Regions from separate parts of the Homo sapiens genome. Here regions 2, 3, 4, 5, 6 and 7 are each linked to region 1. Evidence: chromatin loops called from intact Hi-C (ENCODE). Cell type or tissue: heart right ventricle. All regions are shown on one strand.

Region 1 (4,000 bases):
TCAATGTGGGTCACTGGAGGTCACCAGGAGATCAAGGTACATTTTAATGCTAAGTGGCTTCAGTCCAAGGAGTGCCAATGAGATTATACACTGTTAAAACTGATTCCAGGCTGGGTGCGGTGGCTCACGCCTGTAATCCTAGCACTTTGGGAGGCCTAGGCAGGCCGATTGTCTAAGCTCAGGAGTTCGAAACCAGCCTGGGCAACATAGTGAAACCCTGTCTCTACTAAAAATACAAAAAAAAAATTAGCCAGAAGTGGCGGCGTGTGCCTGTAGTCCCAGCATCTTGGGAGGCAGAGGCAGGCGAATTGCTTGAACCCAGTAGGTGGAGGCTGCAGTGAGCTGAGATCACACCACTGCACTCCACACTTCAGCCTGGGCAACAGAGTGAGACACCATCTCAAAAAAAAAAAAAAACCTGATTCCAAAATTCATTCAAATATACGCACCCCTAAAACCCCTCTTTGGGAAAGATAAGGCTGAGGCTAGGTCCTCTTCCTCAACTGAAAGGGGAAGTACTATAAATTTATTAATTTATATGACATAAATTTATTAATTTACATGACATAAATTTATTAATTTACATGACATAAATTTATTAATTTATATGACAAATTAAAACAGAGTTGGTGTTTTGTAGCTTTCCACTTGAAATACAAAATCTGTATAGTTTAAAAGGAATACTTGAAGAGTCTGTTTCCAAATATCACAAACTCTTGTATTTGGCAAACAACAAGAATGTCAACCTATGTGAAAGTCTTTAATTTAGCAGATGTGTATTTAATTAAAAATTAACAGAAATCAGGAGTAGTGAGGTTACACATTCCCATAGTTCAAAGCTACCTAAAAATGGAAGTTTTAATTTCACTTCATTAAACACTTAGGAGCAGATTCCAGTAGTCTAAGTAAGACATCATTGGCTTTTAGGAACAAATGTGTCAACAACTGTTAAAGAATAGTTCCTTGTTATGAAACCTTAAAATTCTAGGACATATGATGTTTTAAGACATCTGAGTACAGGTAGCAGATTTAAACATACATAGCCACCTTCCTATCTATCAGTTGAGAACTAAAAACTAAAAAGCATTTTGATAACATGTCTAATTTCTTATATAGCATATCATTCAGGCAGGACCAGTAGTAGAGAAGGCAAAAAACAAATATTCCACCTTAGTTCTAAAACAGAAAATCTGAATATGAAAGACAGATAAGATTACAAGATATGGGCTGCTCTGGAAGGATCAACCAGGACCAATAAGTAAAAACTCTAATAACCAGTGTTGCCCTAAAATAGGATAAACCATTTGTGAGGGAATGAAACTACTGCCCCAAGGAGGGGTTCATGCATGAGCGGGAATGCCCGTGGGTGACGGAAGTATCACAAAGGCAAATGAACTAATGCCGTCAACAAACCCTCCAGTCTTCAGTGGGATGGATTTTCCATGTTGTAGACACTGTCAGCGAGTGCAGTTTCAAGTCAGGCAAAATGGAAGCTCGTGCATCTTTGATCGCGCAGGTGGTCTAAAGGGATGGCACAGAGGCCCAATATACCTAACCTGTAGAAGGCACATCTCACATCTCACCTATTGCAACAGTGATAAAAGTGAGGACACTGAGGCTTAAAGACGGTTAAAGACCAAAGTCACAGAGAACTAAAGTGTCTGAACTAGGACTTCTACTCTCACATCCCCAGACTTCAGATTAGAATTCTTTCTACTCTACCATGATGGTTTTCTGTCAGGTCCCAGAAGAACCTCAAATGCTCCCTACATATAGATGTGCTGAGTAAATAAAAGTTTTATATTTAGAGAGGAAAAAATAGAGATCAAAATGCCTGGCCAACTTCAGGGGGTCTGTGACATGGCTCTGATATGAACACCATGTCTTTTCTTCCAACTTCTAATCATGAAATATATTCAAACCAGCTGCTCCATCTAGTGGATTAATGGAAGATCCTCAGGATGAGAGAAAAGCACATTTTTAATACTGTTCAGCTCACACAACCCTAAAGCATTCATCTGCTATCCCATACCTCATATCCAAAATAGCAACACTAGAAAAGAGATTATGAAGATTACAAGCTTTCAGGAGTCAAGGATGAATTCATTCCAACTGGTTAAAACCATATTCCAAATTTGCTTCCTCCCTCATTTCCCCAGTTTCCCCCAACATAAGTACAGAGTCGGCAAAGCAGGTCACATCACAAGTCACTGAGGTAACAGCTCTCCAGTAGCACACCCAAGAGGTGTAACTCCAAACTGAAGCTGAAGCTCCCAGAGATTCCACAGCCCCTTGATATACTGTGTTTACTAATCATCTTAAGCCTAAGACCTTCTTTCCAAAGAGAACAATATGTGGTGGGAAAAACCCAGGCTCAGAAGTCAGCCAAAATTCCTGGTTCTGTCAGTTTCTGACTGTTGTAACCTTGAGTCAATCATTAAACTTCTGCCTCAGCTCCTCATCTGCAAAACATGGATAATGGCACACCCCTCAGGGGTGCCATGAGGATGGAGAGGTGACAAAAAGAATGCACCTAACACATTCCTGAAACACCGCAGCACTCAACGAACAGCAGAGACAGATAGGTGGACCTGAGTAGGCTCCAATTTAAGGGCCCTTTATCTGTTTTCCTTAATCTTCAAATTTCTATTTTAAAAAGGTAACAAAAATGGTGAGCAGAGTTGTTAGAAGACATAGAGATGCGTAATAATAAGGAACAGTGAAGGAACTGTGATTCGGTGTGGCCAGAACACAGGCAGTAAAGGTGGATGCCAGGAGTTGAGGTGAAACAGACAGGCAGTTCCTTGTAAGCCATATGGATGCATTTGGATGTCATCCAGCAATCAATGTGGAACCACCGGATTATCTTCCCATTACCCCAATCTGTCATATTCTAACACTGCTCCAAAACTTTCACAGTCACCTACTTCCTAAAGAATGAAGTGGAACAGTCTTAACAAGGTGGGTTTCTGAATCTGTGTTTCTGTCTTCTGTCTCAGCTTCCCATTTGGTATGTCAACTTTCATGTGCAGGTTTGCTCAAGACACGTGCTTTAAGATGCAGAAGAAAGATCAAATTCAATAACATTAATTATGAAACTTAAGTTGTGTCACAACTCTCAATCTCTCAAATTTGAATGAGCAGATTTAATATTAGTAAACATTCTGAACTCCAATCAAATGTAATGCAACACAAAACATGAATGAACACTATCAGAGACTGATGAATACCTCCCTCACCCCAACATCTATCCTTCCCTTTTGATATAGTAATAGCAGTGCTGGTGGGCCTCTGGCTACCCAGCCAAAAACTACATTTCTCAGTCTCTCTTGCACTGAAGTGTGTCTACTGGATTGGGTTCCAGTTAATGGGATGGTTAAAGTTAAAGCTAATGGGACGTGTTAAGTGATACGTGCAATTTTAAAGTCATGCACTTAAATGGGAAGGAGTACACCATTCCCATACCATCTCCCTTTTCTGCTACAAGGAAGTACTATGTGGAAAATGGCAGAGCAACAAGATAGAAGGAGCCTGGGACCCCAAAATGGTAGAGTCATCAATCAACCCTGAACTGTTTACACTTGGACTAAGAGTAAACCTAACTTCCATCCTTTATAAGGCATTGTTTTTTGATCTTTGTTAAAGTATATCCTAACTGTGATGCTTTCTTTTATGTGTCAACTTGGCTAGGCCACAGTACCCAGATATTTGGTCAAATACATGTGGATACTTCTGCGAAGGTAATTTTTAGATGAGATTAACATTAAATCAATAGACTGAGTAAAACAGATTGCCCTCCATAATCTGGGAGGGCCTCATCCAAGCAGTTGAAGACCTTAAGAAAAGGACCGACCTTTCCTGTGGAAGAAGAAATTCGGACAACAGACTCACTTTGAACTCCAATTGCAACATCAGCTCTTCTCTGGGTCTCCAGCTTGTCAGCCTTCCAAGCCTGCCTGCCTGCCTACCCTAGCCTCGCAATTTTGGACTTTTAAGCCTC
Region 2 (4,000 bases), 120 kb before region 1:
AAAATAAATACTTGTAATATGTACTTTCACAATCTAAGAGTGGAGAAAATACAGCTATAACAAATATCATCCCAAAGTCTGTAGTTGAGCACTTCTCAGAGTGATGGAAACCAGCTCTGCTCTTAAAATAACCTGTGGTCAGTCTATATTGTGATGGTAAGAAGAGCCAACTGGCTTTTCCCCAGACACCCTGTTGCCACTTTCCTGCCCAAAGCCCACTGACTACTCTGGGTTTCGTGGAGAGGAGAATGAGAGGAAAATGGAGACAGAAAATGCACAATGGCAGAGCTGTTCTCTGTAGAAACTGGTGTTTGCTGAGAAGACAAGGAAAAGAATGATTCATCTAAACCAAGGGCGATTCCCCCACCCCACCCCATCCTGTAAACCCTACATTCAAGCACTAATGACACACCCTGACAAGGTTTTCTTCTTTGTCTTAAGAAGTAGTTATGGACCAAACATTCAAGAGTTTCCAGAAAGTCTGCTGTAGGCTTTAGGCATACTCTGTGTCTTAAATTTATTTGCGAGTAGATAAAACAATCTAGAGACAAAGATTATGGCCAACAGCATCTTATTCTGAGGATGAATTATCAGAAACAATGTGTTGAATGTTGGGTCATTTAAACAGATTGGGTTGGAATAGGAGGACTTTGCAAAATGTTTTGAGGCCAAAATATATAATCTTTAATTTAAAGAGTTATCATGATTTATTTCCACTACTTCCAAGACACCTAACTTCTCAGGACCATCAGTTCATCCTCTTCACAAAGGAGGCCCAGAAATGCAACACCAGCTGACCCCACAGACACAAGCCTAGCCAGCTCCTTTGTATAATAGTGCAATGATATTGTTTTCTGGATTGGAATCTAGGGAAGAAAGCACTTATTATAGACTTGGTTTAAAAATTAAGAAAAGGTGTCCGTGAAACTGCTGGGTCCTGACAAGTTCTGCTGAGCATGGCCCTTGATCCTCACTCCATCTCCATGAGACTATAAAGTCTGAGACATCATACTTTCCCCTGCATGCAACTGTGGAAGATTTACCTGGAACAATAAGTTCATTTGCTTAAAACAAAGTTAAAAGGTAAAAGGATGTGAGCAATTCCGGATTTAGAAGAAATTCTACTTCTCTTTCAGAACCACATGGGGAAACCAAAGTAAAAGTTGGATGCTATTCTTTGAGTACAAAAATAAAAGCTCACAAACAGAAAAGCTGTGGAAGAAAACATAAGGTGGGTTTTCTTCACACTATCTTTAAGGAGGTGACATATATGTTCTGATGTCACCTAAGATATAAATGTAACCAGAGAAATAAATTATTAAATAACTAGTAATGAAGTTTATAACCTGATTATGTTACTCCTTGACTTTCTAGGGAAGAAATCAATTAACTAACTTGAACTACGGTTTGTGTATCAAACTAAAATATTTATAAGACTGATGCTACACACTGTTACATTTACAATAAAAATTGTTTGGTTCCATAATAGACAATAGGAGGAAAAGAACCAGTTTTAGGGTAAATACAGTGTGTTCTCTAATAAGAAAACAATACAGATGTTCAGTACTAAATGTACAAACATAAGCTCCAAGATTATACAAAATATTCTGAAAACCTGGGTTTACATCACTCACACTGTAAGTAATGAGCCCTTCCATAATATTCCAGAATGAGACATCAGTTATTTTTGCACTGAAACAACTTCCTGTCGGTCATATCCTGTTTGGCTATGTCTTAGTCACAGTGGAAAACAAAAGCCGGGGCAACAGGATGAAGGAGGTTAGAGGAGCTGATTAGAAAAGGAACCTGCCATGAAATTACACCTTCAGCCACCTTCTGCCTGCCCTCATTGTTCTAGGCCCTTCTTTGTAATCTTACTGAACTGTGGCCCAGCCTCCCAGCCTGACCCTTTCTTGCACCTTCCTTCCCTGATACTGACCTCTTTACCTCTTCATACCCTGGGTAAACTCCTTGCACAGTTCTCTCTCCCCACCCCTCCCTCTGCATACTTCAGTCTCTGATTCTGTAACCATGGAATCCATCCTTCCTAATGGGATGACCAACAGTTATCAGGTCAACTTCTTTGCCTTCTCAACCGGTGCAAATAGTTCAGACACCCTGAAGGGGGATGATAAACAGCCAAAACTGCATTTTTGCTCAAGGCTGGGGATGGGGAACACAGGTCTCCCCTTACTGCCTGGGCTGCTCACACTGACACCAAGCTGGGCTTTAAAAGGCAAAGCCCACAGATACCCATGTGCTGAGTGAATAACTCATCTCCATTTTCTTCATTCTTTTCCCCTTCAAAAAATTACTTTCCACCTTTCTACCTTCCTAAATAAAAGTATTTGTAAAACACCTGAAAGCCAGGGGGAAAGAGTAAAAGCCTCTAACAAGGATTCATTTTTCAGGTTTTGACCATGACTCCTGGTAAGAAATGTTTCAAATTCCCAACACAAAGATAAATGTTTGAGGTGATGGCTATCCCAATTATCCTGATTTGATCATCACACATTGTATACAGATATCAAAGTATCACATGAACTCCCAAAATAGGTACATTATATACCAATGAAAGTAAATAAATATACATAATAGCACACTAAGAAAAACAAATATCTTTTATATCACTATGCAAGACACACATACACACTATATGTATAAATAGTACATTGCCCTTAATAATGACATTATTTTATGTAAAAAATTATGTAATTCACTTTAAAAAGTTTTTTTTCAGGTCGGGCGTAGTGGCTCATGCCTGTAATCTCAGCACTTTGGGAGGCTGAGGTGGGTGGATCTTTTGAGGTTAGGAGTTCAAGACCAGCCTCGCCAACATGGTATAAAACCCTGTCTCTACTAGAAATACAAAAATTAGCTAGGCATGGTGGCAGGTGCCACCAAAATAATAATGACAGTATTTTATATAAAAAATAATGTCATTATTAAGGGCAGTGTACTTTCATATTCTCCATTCAATTCTATTACATTAAAAAAACACTTTTTTTTTTTTTGAGACACAGTCTTGCTCTGTCACCCAGGCTAGAGTGCAGTGGCATGATCTCAGCTCACTGCAATCTCTGCCTTCCAGGTTCAAATGATTCTCCTGCCTCAGCCTCCCAAGTAGCTGGGATTACAGGCACCTGCCACCACGCCTAGCTAATTTTTGTATTTCTAGTAGAGACAGGGTTTTATACCATGTTGGCAAGGCTGGTCTTGAACTCCTAACCTCAAAAGATCCGCTCACCTCAGCCTCCCAAAGTGCTGGGATTACAGGCATGAGCCACTATGCCCGACCTAAAAAAAACTTCTTAAAGTGAATCACATGTTTAGCTAAATAAGCCTGACACAAAGAGTACATGTATAAGTCCATTCACAGGAAGGTCTAGAAAAGTCAAAACTAATCTACGGTGATGGAGGTCAAAATAAAGAGGGTCTCAGGTACAAGCTAGCCTGAGGGCTGCTTATATCAGTGTACAAATGCGAACTCCAGTGAGCTCTACAATTCATGTTTGAGCATTCTGCTATTGCAAATTATACCTCAATAAAAAGAATAAAAAACTAAATAGAAACAAAACAAAAAGAAGCAGGGGTTGAAATCAAACTGATTTCACCAACTAAAATGGCTTAACCTAACTTGTAACCCATAGTTTAAAAATAGTTCCAAATATTTTAAATGACAAAATATACAATTATACTTATAAAAAAGTATATATACATAAATGTATACATTTATATTAAATATATGTATATCTTAAAAAATCTCCCTAGGTCTTGGGATCAAACAATACTGAATTATATTGGCTGGGTAGTAAGAGAAGGAGGGGACCGTTCCTGTATATCCTCATAGGAAAAAGCATAGATTTTTAATTAATCAACATTAGGCTCAAATAACATGAATCTTCTCCTAGGTATCCATTCCGTTCACCCAGTAAGTGCAGAAGGTTACTTTCTGAATTCTAGATGGCATCACATATATTACCTGCTGCAACAAACTAAA
Region 3 (4,000 bases), 160 kb before region 1:
CAATGAAGGACTTCAGGTAGCTTATAATTACAGACACAGGCTCAATACAATAAAAAAATTAGTAAGGCAGAGCTTTAAAAAAAAAAAAGGAAAAAGATAATTCTACCAGAGAAAGGCTACATGGTGACTTCTGTTACCAGTAACAACCCCCGCACTACCTTTGGGTCTCCAGGAGCAAAACAGCTAATGTAGTTGTTGATCTGCTTGAAGACAAAGCCCCTGTCCATGAAGGTGAAACATCTCTGTGGAGGAAAACAAGCAAAAAAGTTATTTCAGGTCCAAACATTTCGGAAATTTGGATTCAAAGCAGCATTTATTGCTAATAAGTTTATCCACTGACATAAAAAACATGCCATCAACATTGCCAGAGCACCTACTCTATTCTAGTCACCCTGCTAGACAGCTGGTAAAAAGCACATCTTTGTCCCATAACTGATATCCTCTTCCCTGGAGGTCCCCACCTTGATGAAGACAGCAAGGCTATGATTCGCGTTCTTAGATGCCTCTGGATTATCTCGAAACTTCTGAGTGATGTGTGGCATCAGCATATTTACAACGGTTTCCACTGCATGATGATAGGATGCAGGAAATCTCTGGTTTCGCAGCAACTAAAAAGAATTCAGAGCAAACATTTATTATTTATTAAGTTGCAATCATTTGGGAGGAAAAAATATCTCATCCCTGAGTCCATCTTAAAAAACCCAGAGTTTCTAGCTGGGTGCTGTGGCTCACACTTGTAACCCCAGCACTTTGGGAAGCCAAGTTGGGAGGATCACTTGAGCCCAGGGGTTTAAGACCAGCCCAGGCAACATAGCAAGATTCCATCTGTACAATAATTAGGTGGGTGTGGTGGTATGCACCTGTAGTCCCAGTTACTCAGGAGGCTGAGGTGGTAGGATTGCTGGAGCCCAGCAGTCTGAGGCTGCAGTGAGCCAAGATCAGCCACTGTACTCCAGCCAGGGTGACAAAGCAAGGCCCAGTCTCAAAAAACCCCATAAAACCTCAGAGTCCTAGTCTTGTTTATCTGAAATTGGAAAAAATGAATTAACCCTCCTTCTTTCAAAGTACTGTGAAAGTGTTCAAATACTTCAAATAAGTGCTGTGGATTAAAACTGGAACCTCAAACTTCAGCGTAATAAAGATCACCTAAAAAGTGTTTGTAAAAAGGTGGAGCTTCTGCATCCATTCCCAAAGATTCTGATTCAGGAGCCTGGCAGCGGGTGCAGGGAGAAGGGGCAAGAACCTGCATTTTTACTGAGCATCTTTGATGATTCTGATGCCTGTACCTCTCAGAGATCTCTTTAGAAAGCACTGGCTTACATTTAAGCTCCAAATATTCAAACTGAAAATACGGATTTTGATGACCGTGCATGATTAGTTAAAACTGCTTGGCAGCAGTCTTCTCACAATCAACTTTACACAGTAATCTTTCCCCAACAGGAACCTACAAAATTACACTCAGATTACTTAGCAATTAGCTAACACTTATGTATATCTTCTACATGTCAGACACTGCACTACATATTTGTATGTACTTTTTCATTCAATTCTTGTAATACCCCTATAAGTTTAATCCTCATTTGTTAAAGGGTCAGAGAGGTTAGGTACATGTGTCCTCAGTCACACAACTAACAACAACGATTCAGACCCAGGTCTACCACAGAATCCAAAACTTGGGCATTTTCTGTTACATGAAGCTGCACTTCCCCTGTGTCTATAAACAGAATAATTTACTGAGAGCCTGAAGTAGGAAGGATGCTCCATTACATTGATCCATTCATGCATTTAATTCTAACAGCCACAAGAGGGGGGTATTTTCATCCCCATTTTACAGACAGGAAAACTGAGGCTTAGAGAGCTCACTAAAAAGTACTAACTGACCTTTAATAAAACTGTCCTTGTCTTCCTCCTTTTAGTAACTGAAGAGTAATGGTTTTACAGGGACACATGGCTGCCCAGCCAGACTATATTTTCCAGTCTAACTTACCACTAGGTATGAGCCACATGACCAAATTATGGAAGGGATGCGTGCCTTGTTTAGGCCATGCTCCTAAAAGGAGCCGCTGGCCTCCCTTGTTCCTTCCTGTGCCACTGCCTGGACTGTGCTGTGGCAGTGAGCCAGCTTCTCAGCCACGTGGATGAGGTGAACATCGCAGGCTGGATAACTGGATTGGAGGAGCTTGAGTCACTGAATGATCTTGGGGAACTAGCTGCCCTGTTCTCCAAACTGCCTACCAACTCATGATTGTCCAAGAGAGAAATGAACCTTCTGTCGAATTTAAACCACTATTATTATGGCCTGTTTTTGAGCAGCCAAACCAATGTCCCAATATCAAACAAATAGTATTTTCTAAAACTGGGAACTGCAACCTAGACATTTCTGACATGACAGCAGGCATTATATTATGCATTAAATGCCAGAACCTATTAGGAATATTTGAAATACCAGCTTTATAACAATTTCAATTCTCAAACCAATAACGAGGAAATGTTTATAACCTTACATAGAGTCAAGAATCCAATGAGGAAAGGATCAGTAACAAAAATGTGAAGCTCACCAACTTTAAAAAACAGAATGGCAAAATGTGAAATTCCAAAGGGATTTTGTTGCATATGTGCCACCAATAACTCTATATCCTGAGATGACAGCATCAATAGATGACCAATTTCCAAGACCGCAGGCAAGGCCAACTCTAACCCCCGGCATGACTGCTAACTACCCAAGCTGGCCACTCCTGAAAAAGAGGTATCCCAAGAAATGCTTGTGGCCTTCACAATGGGGCTGAGTCAATGGCTGCTAAAACCAGGAAAAGTAGATGGAGAACTCTATCATGGACAGGTTGAGTGGGCACCATGTAAACCTATTAATCAACATTATTATAACTAAAAGTAGAACAGCTGGGTATATATGCCTCCTGATGTGATGCAATAGTAACAGCTATGAGGTATCCTTGCCAGAAAAAAAATCAAACCTGAATCAAATTAAGTCTCTAGATCCAACCACAAGTTCACAGGGAACACGGGGCAGAGAACCACGTATGTAACACGGTGAGGCTACCATCAGCCAAATCTAAACTGTGGGGAATTCTGCTGGACAAATGACCCACTTTCTTCAACAAATATGTTGCCAAAAAAAAAAAAAAAGTCCAAACAGATGAAAAGAGAACAGTTTAAGAATCAAAGAAACCTCAGAAACACAGCAACTAAATGCAAGGTGTGAACTTTGTTTAGATCCGGAAGCAGACAAACCCAACTATAGGATGACATTTTTGAGACACCTGGGGAAAACTGAATATAGACTGGGTGTTAGATGATAATAAAGACGTTTTGCTAATTTTGTGTGGTGTGATGTTGGTAGTTATATCTTTTTTAAAGGCTTATCTGTTAGAGATGACATGCTAAAAGTGTCTAAGATGGAGTGAGAAAATAGCTGGGAACGGCTTAAAATACTACAAGGTAAAAATGTGAGGGTGGGTATGTATCAAGCAAGGGCAGTAGAACATTGACAAGTGGGGAGGCTAATCCCTCTACTTCTGCACTTATTAGAAAATATAGTAAAATGTTTGTATTAAAAAGAAAGAATACATGGAGAAGAATGATGGATAATTTACATACCAACCCATCATTAGTGCTGTTCAGTGACTAGGCAATGACAACTCATGCCTGTGAAGGCTGAAATGAAGTTCTCCCTGCAGTGGCAAATAGCTGTTGTTAAGAGTCCTAATTGTCAATAAAACAAACTAAAGTCTTTTTACGAGGTATCATACACATTTCAAGGTAATGAAGACCTAAGCAATAGAATGTTTTTATGGAGATTACTATAAACTGAAACAGAAGAGGAAAATCTAAGATGATGCTCAGGTAGTGAGTACCTGATAGAGGCTTGGAGAAGAGGACGCTGAGACACTAAGGGACTTCTCAGCCAAACCAACCTCAACTCCCTGCCACGTCCTGCTGGAGGATCTCTTGCCGTGTGCTGCGCTGCACTGCAGCATCCCTT
Region 4 (4,000 bases), 150 kb before region 1:
AGAAAAGTTGGTATCAGAGAACACTACCCCTTTTTAGGGAGTGGTGTTTGTCTCTAAGAGCACTCAGAAAGGCTGTATTGATCAGGCTGTGGAGTGAATTCCTGTTAATCAGTTTCAATCAGAGCCACACTGACTCTCCTGACATACCTTCAGTAGTTTGTTGCTGGTGAGGAAATCGGCAGAAGGCTTGAGAATCGTGGTCATGGATTTGGTCAGTTCTTCATGCACTGTCTTGTATTCAGAGGCAACATATGGCTCAGCCTTATACGCGTACTTTGAAGAAAAGAGAAAGAGACTTTAATGCACTGGCTCTCCAATGTGGGCTGAAAGCTTGAGAGACTCCCAAGAATGGAGATCAGGGACTGAGCTACAATATCATTTGTGGGAGAGGAAGGTGTGGATACAAAGATGGGAAGGGTGAGTGTCATGTGATAAAAAGGAGTCCAGGATGTCTTCAAGAAAATATGTGAGTCATCTGACCCGGTCAAATCAGTGACCAGCCAGCCCGTAACTCCACCTGTGCCAGGGGCTTCAAGGAATGTGTGGCACAACAATGTATGACTGATACCCTAAAGGACCAGAACTTTACTTTTTAAATTATCACATAGTTGTAATTTACAAAGGTATTTAATAGTAAACAGAATATGTGCATCTGTTTAGAATAGTAACTGCCACTCTACTTACTGGATGTTGTATATAAATAAATAACTTGTTGATGTTTATCCTAACAACATCTCTTGCTGTCCCACAGAGTCATCTAATTTGACTGTAGCCAGAGCTAACCTTCCTATCTGGGAGGAGCAGTTTTGCTGGAAAGTTTAGATGGAAAGAAAAAAAAAAAGGAAGACAACTAACGTTAGCAGAGGCCTAGCCAAGAACAACTTAAAATTCTTCTTTAAACTTCCACATTGAGTCATATTATTTGGAAAACCCATTAAAAGAAACATAATTGAAGGAATGGAATTAAGTAAATTAGTGAATGGCTGTCCCTCTTCGTACCTCCCCTATTCAGGTACAAGCATTGGCTATGAGAAATAGAAGAGAAAGCATACGTTACAAGCACATCCTCAAATAACCAGGCTTGTGAAAAAATAAGTCCTTAGAAGGAAAACTGGAGAGCCACAGATGTAAGTGATCAGAACAGTGTGTTTTACATACCTTAACATATGACCTCAAGTGGCTCTCCAATCCTTCCTCATGGCACTGGGCAACCACATGAATAATGACCCTACACACCACAGGAGTGAATAAAGCAAAGAATATGTAAAAATGGAAACATTTCATTATTATCACAGCAGTAGTAGAACAATGATGATGCTATCAGCACTTAGGAAACAAGGAGACAAGGAATTAGATGGGGTCCTTACACATGGGATCAAAGACATTTCTTAAATGTAATGTTCAGCACACAGTAGCATCCCAGCTATGCATGACTATGCTCCAGATGTGGACAGACTAGAAGTGAGGAAGAGCATCCATCCACCTCCCTTACCGAGTCACGTTAACCGCGACTTCTTCCTGTGTGGCTCTGGTGAGGACTCGGAACAGCTGGTTTAGGATAGTGGGCAAGAAGGCGATCATCACGTGGCCTTCCATCGCATGCAGACTCTACGGACACAGAATGGCACAGTTCATGTTATCCTTCTAAAAGTAAACCAGCCTAAAGTAACTTCCACTCTTCCAAACAAGGATGGAAGAACTCCCTCTAAAACAAAGGGAAGGCTGTGGTGGGCAGAATGTCCCCAGAGGCGTCTGTGTCTTAGTCCTCAGCACATGTGAATACATCACATGGCCCAGGGGAGGTAAGGCTGCTAGTCAGGCCTTATGATAGGGATTATCCAGGTGTGCCCATGGAATCGCAAAGGGCCATAAACCAGAAGAGGGAGACAGAAGGGGAGAGGAGTCAGAGGGAGCTGGGACAGAGGAAGCAGGGTCAGAGAGATGCTGTGTGGCTGTCTTTGAGATGGAGGGAGGGGCCGCAAGCAATCACATATAAAAACTTCATTGTTTATGTGGATATGTATTCCATTTTCCTTGTTAAACCAAACAAATTTCTATTCCATTTCTCACATTTCTTGTTTTGTCCCCATGCCCTTTTAGCTATTTCCCCTTTCCAAAATGCTCCCCACAGCCACGTTCTGGATGAAGCTCTCCTAGACAAACCCTGCCTGGCTCTTGCTGCTTAGACACGCCAGGAACCCCTTGCACAAAGCTGGGACTGGTTCTGTGCATTATTTCTTTATTTGATTTGTCTGCCTAGCATGCAGTCACCAAGTTTATAGTATCTCCTACAATGAACTAGAAGTTCCCTAAGGGTGAGGACCGAAGTCTCTGCTTCTGTGCCCATCACTGTGCTCGGTACCCAGGGAGGTCCGTCTCAAGTGAGGGGTTTTCCATGCGTGAGAAACAGTATGTTTTAGAGATCCTGCCTTGAGCAAAGGATACATGGGACTAGGACACAGGCAGGAGTAGTGCCGTTCCTAGGTCCACTTCTTACCACTATCTAAACCTCATAGAAGCTACTGATGTGAGACATCCAGGTAAGAGCTTCCAAGGGGTGAGAACACCACTCACCACCAAAGAGAAAACCCAACCTACTCCAAACTCACTTAAAAGGGGATACTAAGAAAGCCATGTGATACCTTAAGGTACTTTACAAGTTCGTTTCCTAAGGCTTGGGCTCCAGATTCGGTTTTCTGACAGTACTGGAAAAAATTATGTAAATGCTGATCCTGAGGTAGGGAAAAAGGAAAAGAAGAAGAAAGTCTATTAGAATACACGCTGTGGAAATAGAAGCATTTGTTTCTTGCAGCATGCTTTTTTGCTGTATGTTGTTGTTGTTGTTGTTGTTGTTGCTGTTTTTTTTGAGACAGAGTCTTGCTCTGTCGCCCTGGCTGGGGTGCAGTGACATGACCATGGCTCACTGCGGCCTTGACCTCCCAGCCTCTTGCAATCCCCCTACCCTAGCCTCCTAGGTAGCTGGGACTACAGGCACACATCACCATGCCTGGATAATTTTTGTATTTTTGTAGAGACAAGGTTTTGCCATGTTGGCCAGGCTGGTCTCAAACCCCTGGGCTAAAGTGATCTGCCCACCTTGGCCTCCAAAATGCTAGGATTACAGGTGTGAGCCACCACACCCAGCCTCATCTTATTAAGACTAAAAATTGATCGTGTACAAATAACATCAAGAAGATCCTCCAATGAAAGGGGAAATCTGTTGCAAAATGATGCTTGTACTAGTCATTTATATGAATACATATAAGCACTTCAGTTGTACTTTCTTTCTTTAGAAAAAGATCTATAGAGTAAAAATATAGTAATATAACACATTAGGATTTTTTTCTTCTTGCAAAATGGTGCAAACTTTGTCACAGGGCAGCAACTGCTAATTTTGTTGAAGGAGCACATACCTGAGTATACACTGTAGAAACCAGATGAGTGGAAATTTTCAGCAGTGGCTTGCCTCCATCTACCCATTTAATTTCCGGACCATAATGCTAAAAAAAATATGGAAGAAACAATATCCCTACAGATTAGTTATTTTGGCTCTAACATGATCATCAATGAGGGTAATGATGAGGGACTGAAAGAGGGCCCAGAGAACTTTAGTGACTTGGCGACTGTGCCGGGCCCATGGCAGGAATGCAGCTGATACACATTTCTGCCCCCTTTCTTCCCCCAAAGTACAGTGCTTTTATTACTGGATTTTCTAAGTTATCTTTTCTGTTTCTTTGCAGCTGTGTGAGTTATTGTTCATTTGAGAGGGAAAGAATCCTATTACACCAGCATCTGAACCCAACTTGAGCTCAGGATTCTGAAGAAGCCAGTAAAAGGTGCCAGATAAAGCAAACAGCATAATATGCAGGCCTGGCACAGGCAAAGGGTCAATCGTCTGCTCACACTAATTTCAACTTTTGAAACCTCCATTTCTCTGTCATGCTCAATTATACAATTTATTCTTCTTTGGGAAAATTTAACTATTTGTCTATAATATGAA
Region 5 (4,000 bases), 140 kb before region 1:
ACTGCATTAGATATTCCTAATAGCTTTATGTCATAAAAATATTTAATCAGCATGTTATAGTCTCATAAAAGTCATTGATAAAGATACTGCACAGTATATTGCCAAGAACAGGCTCCTTCCCAAGTCTCTGGAGGCCCATTTCCAGACTGACACTAGCTCATTCATCACCCTCCCTAGCATCTGGTTTTTCCAGCAGTTGAACAACTGCCCACTCACGTGTGCAGCGCTTCTTTGACTCATTCACAGGCTACCACAGCACCCACACGTGGTAAATACATTCTGCTGAAGCCTTTGCACTCCTCTACTACACAAGCTTAGCGGCGCAGTTACAAAGAGAGAAGAAATGCAGTTAGGATGACTAGTTCAACACGATATGACTTAGTCTTAGGAAACACAATGCCGCCTCACAGTCCTTCCTACGCCACCTGTTTCAGATCTCCTTTAGAACATTGCCAAAGATCACCAAAGCACAGGGACTGGCAGATTCAGCATTTGGTTTTGTTCCCATTTTTGAAAAGTTCCTACCTACAATTTTGCAGATTCTTTGGACATGACTGCTGACTATTAAGCAGCCTCACGTGTCACTCCTCAGTACATCTTGGAATATTTGTCACCTGAATTAGGACTTCCCTAAAATTTCTAAATTCCTGCATCCTTAAGACTAGAGACGATGTTGAGAAGATCCATCGTGGCCCATCGCCAGCTCTAAGCTGCTAAATCTCTTTCTCTCAGGGTCCCTCCCTCTCATTTCCACTTGTCTTCTGTTTACATCTGAGTTTAAATGAACAGTTCCTGAAAGAGGTAATGGTCAGGAAGGCAAGTCAATGATTTTTCACATGTTCCGCCTTCCGTTGAAAAGATGTCTGGCCAAGAGCTCTCCAGGTACAGCCAAGCACTCCCCTACAGTTTGCCCCTGTGCCTGCGGTGTGAGCTGCTTCACACACACAAGATCCTTTCCTGTTGGTGGGAGGAGGGGCAGCAGCCTCCCCTCAAGGGTCAGTCATTTCCTGAGAGCTTTTGACCCAGCATCTCCCAAGCTCTGGGCACTCCTACGATGATAGCTTGTGGAGCCTCTCTCAGCTTCACATAGAACTCTTCAGGGGCATCAACCTTCAGACAGGGGGTTTTATGAAGGTATCAATTTTCTTGACATACGGTGCCTTGCTCACCTCTTCAGTGGAGGAATTCAACACCACAACATATCACAAGACACTGCACTCCACAAAATTGTAGAGACACCTATGAAGTTGTATCTGCTTTGAGTTAGAAATACTCTGTTTATTACAAATTATACTTTTAAATATAAGTAAGTATGCAAGGGTAATGGATTTCACCCCCTCCTAATTATTTCCACCTATGAATGAACAGGCATCTTCATCACCATTTTTAAGATCACTCCAACATCCTCCACATATAAATTTTTGAGAGAGGTGGAACACAATTAAAATACGTTTCTAAGCAACATATTTTAATTAAATGATCTTCACTGGAAATCTTCCTATAGTGTATTGTGTCCTTCTGTGCCTAACTATAGTTATTTCTTATTCTATTTCCTCCCTCTGCTGAGAGATTTTACTTCTAGTTGCTGCTTCTGTAAAGACGTTCTTTCCATGTGTTTCCAAGCACATTTCTGAGTTTAGTTCCATATTATGTAGCACATGGGCTTTTAAAAGTTGTTTTTTTTTTTGCCAGCTTTAAGTTTTTAAAAACCCAATCTCAAACCCATTTCAAAAGTTTATGGTTTATGTTGAATCTGGTTTATTAGACATCAAACACTCACAGGCAATAAAGATTTTACTGCCTTTTTATGCACTTCCAAAGTGGTGGTTGTGTGCGTGTTACACAAACTGAATTCTTTCATGACTGAGAATAGTTTTGGTTTTTTTGCTTTGTTTTGCTAAAGAGTACCTATATTCTATGCAAAATTTATAAAATAATCCTTGAACATGAAAACTCATCTTAAAATTACACGAATTAAGTAAGCATGCAATACAGACACTTGCAGGATGCCTGGCCTCTGGGAACTGCTCCTGTCTCTGTGTGAATGTAGAAGTGAGGCTCAAACTCTCTCTTAGGAAAATTTTCCCTTCCCACTGCCCATCCATTTCTGCTGACTCAACAATTCCCACAGAGGAAATGGGAATGGTATCATCAACTAGCAGTCCTCCCATGCCAACAGATTTGGGGTCCTTATCTAAGTGTTTCTGCAGCCGGTCTTCCCTTCCTGACTTCCTGTATTGGCTCGTTAAAATGATTAGCTGGCAATACAGGTATGTTTGGACTGCTATTGGTGGTGAGTTTAATCTTCTAACTGTGTTTTGTGAAAGGAAATATTCCCTAAAAGCTTTGGTGTCACTTAAAAAAAAACAACTATATATGATTGAAAGAAATTTGAGATATTTTTGTTTCAACAAAAACCACTGAGTTTATGTCTAAGAAGAAAATTCAATAAGCATTTATCAAGTGCTTAGGATATGCTGCAATGTATGTACTCAGGACCATGGAGGAATGCAAACAAGACATAATTTCTTTCCTCAAGAAGCCAAAAGTCCAGTAGACACTGTAAGCTACTTACGGCATATGAGGGCAATCACTTTCACAGAGTATGTACAAACCTCTACCAGAAGGCAGAGTATCTAGATCTATCGAGAGGGAACACGGGATGAGATCAGTATTCATGGTGGGAGAAATCACCTTAATGCCTTTTGCATTTATTCCCCACCACGGTTTTAGGGGGCAGGGGCTGTTATTATCCACCCTTAAAAAGAGGAGGCGGCTCAGGCAGAGAAGCCAAGTAACCGCCTCCAGGACTCCCAGCACAGAAGTGAGCCACAGACTGGGCTTTGAAAGATGAGTAGAGTTCCCTGAGAAAGACAAAGGAAAAGGGGAAGTGTGTATGCTGCATGTGTTTGTGATTTATGTGCTGCTTGATGAGGCAGGAAGGGGACACAATTTGGGCAGAGAGAAAAGCATGGCAGAGGGAAGTCCCCAGTGGGTTTAGAGAAAGTCAAGCAGCCCTACTTGGCTTGAGTGCAGTGTAACCAGAGCGAAATCGGGGTAAGACTGTAAAACCTGGATGCAAAGAAGATGAGTGTACAAATAAACACAGACACATTAAGCTGCATACGCAAAAACTTTAGTAGTATTATTACCTAAACTATCCAACGTAGTACCATTAAAAAGGTCTACGTTTTAAAGAAAACGTTCTATTTTTATACTTTGCCTTCATGTCTTCGCATTTCCTGCAGAAGTTGGAAAAGATGAGATACCATCTTATCCATGAGATACCACCATGAACAAATCAAATACAAAGTACCAAGTCTCTCTTCTTATAAAATGTTAGCAATATCATCTATCGGACAGAATCGCTTTCTTACTAAATCTTGGAACATATCCCTGGGTAATTATTGCAAGGGAAAAAGGAAAGTGGCTTATGAGCTTTGGCAGCTGTTTTGTTAAGACTGAGACAGCGTGAAGAAATTTTTTTCATGCATTATTAAATAACATTTTGAGACAATCATGGGGGTAGAAACAATAGCTTTGGATCCAAGCCGGTGCCCAGGCCACTGACATGAGATTATTTCCTGTAAAATATACAGAGGAAAGAAAAATAGCAATGCAAAGATTTTTAAAAAATGAAAAAGGAATCCTCCACGTCCCCTAACTCTGTTGTGAAGAATACGGGGAGTGGGCACCAAAGTTTCTTTGAATACTTATTGAGGAGCGTGGCCTCACTTATCCTGCTGTGTCTTCTATGCTGTCACCATCGGATCCCTGTTTTCAGGTTTCTGGGTCTCTAACTGGCCACCTGGAGCACACCCTTCACACCAATGCCCTCCTGCTGAGCACATGCATGAAGAAGTGGTGTGCAGAAGAGAACTCACACTTGGTTTTCCCTGGGCTCCTTTCTGCCTGGCCACAGGCTTTCTGCTCCCATCACTTTCAAATTAGTGACCATGTGAAGCCCCACTCCCCAGCCTCCACTGAAGACAGGACCATG
Region 6 (4,000 bases), 56 kb before region 1:
CACAATGGTGTCTGCCTCCTTCTGAAAAATCATCTTGAGAAACAAGTTGCCTTTCCAGCAGTCTGTTGAACTCTTGTTTGCCAGTGGGCAGCAACAGCCACAGGTAAGAGATCTGCCCTCGGCAAAGGCCCTGCTGAAATATCCTTGCTTCCCTGATCTGACATTAGCTCTTCTTATCTTGTTTACCCTGCTGGAAGAAGAGAAACACTGCCCGATAAGAAAAAACTTCTGGTATCACTGTTGGCTTCCTCACTCCCTCACCCCTCTCTGCAGGTGCGCAGAGCTGAGATCACACTGCCACAAGCTGCTGGGCCCTGACAAGTGTTCCCACCAAATGCAGCTGTAGCCAGCACAGCTTTATCCATTGCAGTGGAAAAAGACCCCCAGAGGAACTGCCTGGAGTGAGATTTACCTAAACAAATAGCTAGGACATAAATGGCAAATTTCTTGAGCACTAGAAAGAGAAGTAAGTTTAAGAAGTCACTTGTGTGCTTAAAAAAAAAAAATTGCATAGCATCTTTCTACAGTGTATTCAGTCCTGTAGACAAATATTTCTACACAGCTGGAGAATCACTGACAGAAGATTTTTAAGAATATTCACAAGGGAACCTAAACCACACAACTTCCTCCAAGAAATCCTAAGTTACATCAGCTGCTTTAAGCAGTGAAATCCATACAGCCTGTGAGCAACCCAACAGAGAAGTGGGCTATTATATTGGCAGCAAGGAATCCAGAACAATGAATTACATTTCTAAACAATGTAGCAGAGGGTGAAGAAAAGAAACCTAAATCTCTAAGATGAAAATCTGCAGTGAAAAAGACCATGATATTTTACTAACTTTTCAGTTCAGGGTTAGCAATATAGTTTTGAAGGCAATAAAATATAGGGCAGTCTCACGAGTCACAAAGAAAGCAACTCAGTTCAAATCAAATCTGTTATAGGAAAGTTTAAGTTCAGATTCTTAGACATTAATTGAAAATTAAGTAAATTAGTAAGCAAACACTTCATGGTAACATCAACTGAACCTCCACGTTAAAGAAAAAAAAAAATCACTAAATAAAATCACTACATATCAGTTTAACAATCTCTTTAGCAGATAATTTGAAAGGCTCAATTGTCCCCCCTCTGCAGGGCATGTTGGTGGTTTTGTGCAGCTTGCTTAAAAAATTATGTGCCTTTATTGTACTGAAGAAATTCCGAGAGAAGCACAACCTACTCACTGATGATAACAACACAACCATTTTTCACATTCCTCCCCTCCAAAGTCCACCAAAGCACTTGGCTTTAGACAAATGCTGAGAGTTTAGCTGATGTTAAGAACAGAAACGTTTCTATCAGCTGGTTCACAGTTTAGGTTCTTCCCTACTTTATTCAAGGCAAACCTCCTGGTAAAATGAGTGAGAAGAACATATGTGATTTTATCCTTTCTAAACTATGTAATATTTCCAACAGTTATGTTCCTTAAAACCCCCAATGGGACCTGCCTCATTTTCTCAATAGCATAAATAACGTAGAAAAGGTTTTAATTTTGCAAAGCACATCTTTTTTCAACCCTATAGTTGCAATTAAAATATGCTTCCTGGGTTTACATTTGCAAACACTGCAGCTAGGTGGGACATAATTGTGAACAATACATAATTGTCCCATACAAAGAAACCTCCCAGAAACCATATTCACCCACAAAATGTCAACATTTCTTTCTTCACAAAGAAGAATCAAAGGGGAATCGAAGTCATATTACAGGGAAAGAGTGGAGTTCACAAGGGACAAGCAGAGCAAGTTTTGAAATCAAAGACAGGCAACAGGCGTCAACCCCGTCCACACGCACAATAAGAACCCAGCATTGGGTAGACACAGCAACACTTTGTACGAGACCCTCTTACCGGCACAGGGCCCGGGCTCTCTGCTTCCACTTCGCCCTGAGCTGCATCCTTGTATTGCAGGGGGGACTCAATCACCAGTTCCTTTTTGACACTTCTACTACTTGTCCTGCATTTATCAGCCTGCATTCTCGGCTGAAAACGCAAGTCAGAAAGTCTGCAACTGGAACAGCTGCGAGTCCCTGGCCGTGCAAGGCACAGGCATGCCAGTGGTCCAAGGAAGGAAAGGAAACTGGCTTCCCAGGCACAAGTGGTCAGCCCCGCTGGCTGGGTCTGCAGAGCCTGTGGGGTGGGAAGGCATGACAGCAAAGGCCAGCCTCCAGGGGTGTTACTACTCCATGCAAAAGGGGAGGCTCCTACTTGCTGGCCAAAGGAAAACAAACTCCAAGCTGAACAATACACAGTGTACTGCCTCTCTGATAAAGACCGGCTTTATTGTGTCTGTTCCACACAGCGTGGGCCAAATCAATCGGAATCAAAATACTGCAGTGTTTAAAAGAAAACCAGTCACAGTTAGACTCCTTCATAATTACCTTAAATCTGAAGCTCGTGGAGCTTAAGAGACAGCAAGGTTGTCTGCTTGTTCTAAAATTCTTCCAGTTTTGGAATGCTTTCATTTGTGTTATGGTTAAAAACCAAATGCCTGGCTGATGATTAAAGCAGGGAAGAGCTACCAGCAAGTATGTTCCCATAGCCTGCACCTCGTGGATACAGGTGGAGGAAATGAGTTTCACCCCGCATGACAGACCACAGCATGAAACACTTAATTTATGTACTATTTGATGCCAGAAAGATGAGGTCATCAAAACATTTTCATGGGATACCACATATCATAGTAAATGCATTTATTAAACAGAATATTACTTTAAGTCCAGATGTGTGGGTATCAGAAGGTACCCCCAGTACTAGGTGCTGAGAGGATCATACTAAAAGTATAAGGTAGAGTATCTCTCCCTTCAAAGAACTTCACATCTAGCTGGGAAGGCAAGAAGAGCAGACATCATAAATGACAAATTAATAAAATTAAGAGAGAGATGCACAAAAGCACGGGAAAATAGCTGGATCACCAACCTACGGTTCAATGGTGGTTTAGTAGCACCCAAAATATGTGTTCCTAAAAGTCTGTATTTTTATTATTTCCTCACATTTAACAGTGGAGTCTTTTTTACCTCTTGGGAAAAATTAAAACAGAGGTATTAAGGGATTTGTCTAAAAGTTATGTAGAAATGAACATTAAAGGGGGGATCAAATATTACTCTGTACTTCATGGATACCGCAGAGCTTTTCCTAGTTACTCTGAGTATTTCCTGGACATCAGGGAAGATTTAGTAACAGTAGACAACAAGCAGCAGCAGCAGCAGCAGCCGTAGCAGTAGCAGTAACAGCAGTAGCAGCAGCAATAGTAGTAGTAGTAGTAGTAGTAGTAGTAGTAGTAGTAGTAGTAGTAGTAGCAGCAGCGGCGGCAGCAGCAGCAGCAGTATTCAGTCAGTCAACAACGAGAGTAGTTATCATGTAGCAACAATAGGTGCCAGAGGAACTCTACCCAGGGAAATAACATAAACTATTATACAAGTCACAGGTAAAAGTCTCCCACTTTCCAGACAAAGGAACGCAGCCAGGAGGGCTCAGAGGAGGCAGTGGGGAGAACTGAGATGCCACCCAGTCCTCGCACAGCCGCCTCCCTCTCCTAGCACCTGCTGCAGCTGCTCTACTTCAAGAGTGAAGCTGAAGCTGGGTCTCTGCCACTTGAACACCAGGAACCCTTCTGAGTGTGAATATCAATTATGTAACGATCTCAAAGGATCAATGAGTCCATCAAATAAATTAATGGCTTCTATAATTTTTTTTAAACTACCCAATCTCTCAACCTTGGGTAGTCTTTCAGGGTTAATAGAAGTCCCCCTACCAAATCTGTGTTCCAAAATAATATTATCTATAAATTTTAAAAATCTTTCTTTGTAAAGTTACAACAGAAAAAACCCAGTAAGAAAAAACTCTCACTTACCTATAGAGTCGAAATTATAGTAAAGTAAAAACTTAGGAATGTCCTACAAATCAAAGAAAGGATGAAGCCACAAGCACAAAACAGACTAACTGAGCCTTAGTAAAGGACAGCCCA
Region 7 (4,000 bases), 190 kb before region 1:
AGATTACAAAGAAAGATGGCAATATAATAAAACACCATGTAATGTCTTTCTCCAAGGAGCAAAATTAAAGCGACGCCTCATTACTTAAGTAATTTTCCTAATACTCCAGAGAGGAGGACATTTTGTACATAGATCAAGAAAATGAAGTACAGAAAACCTAGGGAATGTTCTTGAGACCAGTAATGGGAAAAAAACAGAATCTACACTCCAAATTCCTTATCCAGGTCACTGTATCATAGTACATATTATTGGGAGAAAATCAAGTAACTAGCATGACATCATTCTGACTCAAATGTCAGAATTATAGAGTGGTTTTTAAAAGGCTACAGAAGAGCTTTAAAAGCTACAGAAGTGCTTTTTAAAATATGATAGAAATGCTGTTGTGTGCTTTTATCCAATGCTGCTTTGCTTTTACAAAGGTGGTGCTGAGATCCTGTTGTGGATCACATCACTTCCACTCTGCAGCACAGCCAACGTCTCTCCAAATTTAGTGAGGATCTGTAACACATCTCGCACCATGCTAGTTCTATTTCATTTTTTGCTTTTGGGGTACGAAATCTCCCAGAGAAAATAAAGGTGGATATGTTGGGGTACTAATGTTACTTGTACTGCCATGATGGTAATCCAAGGCATGACTTTATTCAGCGAGGTTGTTTGGTAAGATACAGAGACAATGAAAGAGGAAAACAAACAGGTCGATGATGACTGTTAAAGTGATCACATACTGTGGTAAGAGGGCACACACAAGAAATACAACACCTGTTATCAGACCAACCAAAATGATCATACAGGTCCAAGGGATCCTTTCCTGAGGGCTGCCATTTGCCCCGAATGAGTTTTTGTCTGGGTTCAATTTTAACAAGGAACTGGCTTTATTTTAATTCCTTTCTCTGCAAAGAACTGTCCTTTTCTTGGTCTAGATCACCAACAGGTGAAGTGCATCTAGGTGATGATTACCAATGAGATGGCCTGAAGAACTCCCATAGAATTTAACTACTCCTGGCTGAAAGCCTGCAACAATTAAAAATTAGAATTTGGCCATGTGCTGTTTTAAAACATACCATCAATGGACTATGCTAATTAAGTTATTATATAATTATGTATACACATATGGAAACATGGTACTGGGAAATGTTATTACACCATCTACTCTCCTTTAGAGTCAGATTCATACAGACATCGGTACGCTTGCCTGAGTCATACAGGAATCTAAAAGAAATGGTCCTTTTAGCCACATATTGTTATGCTTTGCTTTTCCTCCAACTGTTTCATCTAAAAAATCAGCAGGATTCCTGAGCTAGAGCTATTTTTTTAAATCCCTAAAAATAATTGGCAGCATAGAGAGGCTGAACCAGTCACAGAGACTGAGACTGTCTCAAGGCCTGGAACAGAGCTGTGCAGGAGGAGGACTTGAATCAACAATCACCATGGTATAGACCAACACAGGAAAATGAAGCTGAGCTAGTAAATCCAAGAAGAGGCAGAGAAATTATTTAAACTAAGGGTTGGCAATGTTTTGAAAGCTGATTAAGCAGCTTTTGACCCGGGCAAGTAAGGAGTGCGGTGTGAAGCACACTGATTTCCACTAGGGGGCCGTGGTGCCTGGGGCCCTGCACTGATTCGCTCCAGCCAGGCTCTTCAGGGACAGAGCTGCAGGACTTCTGCAGGGACGTGCTATCTCTGACACACATGCCCCGGGATGCTTTACGGTCCTTCGGATTCACTGCTCAAATTTATACAATTTTCATTCTGTTGTCATTCTGACAAGACTTATTCTAAAGCCCCCAAATCTTTCAAATACTCTGGGGCCACAGATGAAATTTGTCTACACTGAATTAACCTAACCCTGTTCTACAAACTCACGTTACCTGCATAGTTCAAATGAATAATGCTGACACATCGGCGAACCTCCTCCCTCCCCACCACCATGACATCAGAGGTAATGTGGTGGGCAGGACAGAAGCCTGAGGCCACATGCCTTTTCTGAATACCAGAGGACATTTGGGATAGAAGAGTAGGTCAGAGACGTATTCCTATAGGGGGCACTTCCATGTTGATAGCCACCTTCACTCTTTATGCAACCAAAATTCTTGTTCGTATTTTGACTTTTTTCCCCTCTAGCCCATAACATGAATCCAGAAACACAGTAAGTCTTATGAGAAAATATAAATACCAAATAACAAGGAATTTTCTTGCTGAAAGAACTCTCCAAATGTAGAAGACCTAGTCTCCTAGATACCTATTAACTCATGGCATATGGTTTTATTGAGTTCAAACATTTTTGCAAAATATCAAACTGATCAATATCTACACAATCTATTATTCATTTCCATCCAATTTTTATTGCTAAAGAGGTTTTCCTCACAGACTGGCAAAGAGTAGAGAATAGAATAAATAGTGATACCCCAAGGTAAAATTTATATCATTTGATATCTGCCCTTTGATCCACAGACAAAAAAAACAAATATGCTCAGAATGCCTTGTGGAGACACGGGCTGTAATCTAAGAGTTTATGCTTCAGGAGGTAGGCGTCATACCATCAGCTTTCTCTTCCCTGTGTCTTTTTTAAACCTAATGTTGAGTTGCATCTGAAAGTGGGACCTCATATGAAGTAAAGGCCCCAAGTGAAAATACTTGGTTTAAACATACCACACATCTTAAAATCCTCTGTAAGGATATTACAAATGACTGACTTTAAACATACACTGTATCAGACCTGCTCACCTCTGAGACCCCATCAATTGCAAGAAATACCAATCAATGACAGACTACCATATCCAGTGTAATGTGTAAGATATACCCAACTTTGGAAATACTAGAAAGTGTGCAAAAATGTGCCTCAGAATCAAGGAAACATATCTCAGAATCAAGGAAATAAGTGTCTTGTTTATGAACAAAATTTTTTTTTTTTTTTTTTTTTTGGAGACGAAGTCTCGCTTTGTCACCCAGGCTGGAGTGCAGCGGCATGATCTCGGCTCACTGTAACCTCCACCTCCTGGGTTCAAGCAATTCTCCTGCCTCAACCTCCTGAGTAGCTGGGATTACAGGCATGCACCACCATGCCCAGATTTTTCTGCATTATTATTATTATTATTATTTGTTTTTAGTAGAGACGGGGTTTCACCATGTTGTCCAGGCTGGTTTCGAACTCCTGACTTCAAGTGATCTGCCTGTCTCAGCCTCCCAAAGTGCTGAGATTACAGGCATGAGCCACCATGCCTGGCCACAAACATTTATTTACTATTTTGAGTATATGTTTAAAGCATCCAAGCACATTTTATCCAATTTTAAAGATATATTATCCATGCTTTAAAACTTTTGGAAAATATTTTAACTCAGAGATGTCTACATTCTCTGTATTTTTCATATTAATTCAATATGATGTACAGTAAAGGAATTTAATGATCACCTATATTCATTTTCCTGCTTGTGCTTTAGGTAACAAAGACATTTCGGAGTTAAATGGGGCCTGACAAGCCACGCCATCCAACTCCTCATGGCATGCTTAAGTGACCTGGACAATACCCCAGCTGGGCCTCCTCCAGTCTGTTTGCACAGCTCCAGCTGCAGGTGTCCACATGAACTTCACAGGCAGCTCAGCACATGCCACTCAAGGCCAGTTCAGTTAGAAAATACTTTCTGATTCTGATCTGAAATATTATCTGCAACTTGACCCAGTAATCTTTAACTGCCTTTTAGATCAAATTATATGAAATCCAGATTTTCTTTTCATGCTGCTACCTCTTGGCTGGTGTTCCCTGCATTATACCAGTGGAAAATATGAATTATGCAAATGAACTTGATGTATTCCTAGAACAACACGACATCAAAGTAAACATAGTGTTATTTTATATATATTTTGCAAATGCACCACTTATTTTCAAACACATTTCACTAAGTTTTCACCTCATAATGTGGTTTATAGACATGCACATATATACACATATGCATGTTCATGTACCTACAGTGTACCCTCTCTTTGTGGTTTTGTGCTATCACT

Evidence for each region. A loop is a pair of places that touch in the nucleus more often than their neighbours do. Peaks named below come from ENCODE experiments on the same cell type or tissue, not always from the same donor. Only the 100,000 strongest peaks of a DNase experiment are listed, where the experiment ranks them.
Region 2: it touches region 1 in a loop (2.7-fold over the local background); 12 of 110 quality-filtered maps call a loop at or near these places.
Region 3: it touches region 1 in a loop (2.4-fold over the local background); 27 of 110 quality-filtered maps call a loop at or near these places.
Region 4: a loop joins it to region 1, with 2.7 times the contacts of the local background. A loop is called at or near these places in 43 of 110 quality-filtered maps.
Region 5: a loop joins it to region 1, with 3.0 times the contacts of the local background. A loop is called at or near these places in 39 of 110 quality-filtered maps.
Region 6: it touches region 1 in a loop (2.9-fold over the local background); 27 of 110 quality-filtered maps call a loop at or near these places.
Region 7: a loop joins it to region 1, with 10 times the contacts of the local background. A loop is called at or near these places in 67 of 110 quality-filtered maps.

What each region holds. Positions count from the first base shown.
Region 1 is chr13:99,032,081-99,036,080 of GRCh38, forward strand. It overlaps a transcript of DOCK9 not described here. Among named protein-coding and RNA genes, the nearest start is that of DOCK9-DT, 53 kb to the right of the region's middle. In heart right ventricle, CTCF peaks have their summits at 1,939 (motif pointing left) and 2,139; no DNase peak of the experiment used is centred here; H3K27ac peaks cover 449 bases.
Region 2 is chr13:98,908,874-98,912,873 of GRCh38, forward strand. The region is part of intron 9 of DOCK9 (dedicator of cytokinesis 9); the gene reads right to left. Among named protein-coding and RNA genes, the nearest start is that of DOCK9, 67 kb to the right of the region's middle. In heart right ventricle, no CTCF peak of the experiment used is centred here; a DNase peak (open chromatin) is centred at 1,871; H3K27ac peaks cover 3,906 bases.
Region 3 is chr13:98,867,770-98,871,769 of GRCh38, forward strand. It overlaps DOCK9 (dedicator of cytokinesis 9), which reads right to left. Exons shown (of 53, transcript NM_001366683.2): 28 at 462-608; 29 at 159-242. Among named protein-coding and RNA genes, the nearest start is that of DOCK9-AS1, 38 kb to the left of the region's middle. In heart right ventricle, CTCF peaks have their summits at 1,789 (motif pointing right) and 1,990; no DNase peak of the experiment used is centred here; H3K27ac peaks cover 440 bases.
Region 4 is chr13:98,880,400-98,884,399 of GRCh38, forward strand. It overlaps DOCK9 (dedicator of cytokinesis 9), which reads right to left. Exons shown (of 53, transcript NM_001366683.2): 22 at 3,414-3,500; 23 at 2,643-2,732; 24 at 1,493-1,608; 25 at 1,159-1,228; 26 at 148-273. Among named protein-coding and RNA genes, the nearest start is that of DOCK9-AS1, 50 kb to the left of the region's middle. In heart right ventricle, no CTCF peak of the experiment used is centred here; no DNase peak of the experiment used is centred here.
Region 5 is chr13:98,890,141-98,894,140 of GRCh38, forward strand. All of the region lies in intron 15 of DOCK9 (dedicator of cytokinesis 9), which reads right to left. Among named protein-coding and RNA genes, the nearest start is that of DOCK9-AS1, 60 kb to the left of the region's middle. In heart right ventricle, no CTCF peak of the experiment used is centred here; no DNase peak of the experiment used is centred here; H3K27ac peaks cover 1,096 bases.
Region 6 is chr13:98,975,900-98,979,899 of GRCh38, forward strand. DOCK9 (dedicator of cytokinesis 9) reads right to left here and starts at 2,165. Exons shown (of 53, transcript NM_001366683.2): 1 at 1,885-2,165. The coding sequence starts at 2,010. In heart right ventricle, a CTCF peak has its summit at 2,204; a DNase peak (open chromatin) is centred at 2,162; H3K4me3 peaks cover 2,872 bases; H3K27ac peaks cover 3,888 bases.
Region 7 is chr13:98,838,718-98,842,717 of GRCh38, forward strand. The region is part of intron 38 of DOCK9 (dedicator of cytokinesis 9); the gene reads right to left. Among named protein-coding and RNA genes, the nearest start is that of DOCK9-AS1, 8.6 kb to the left of the region's middle. In heart right ventricle, CTCF peaks have their summits at 1,576 (motif pointing right) and 1,779; a DNase peak (open chromatin) is centred at 1,594.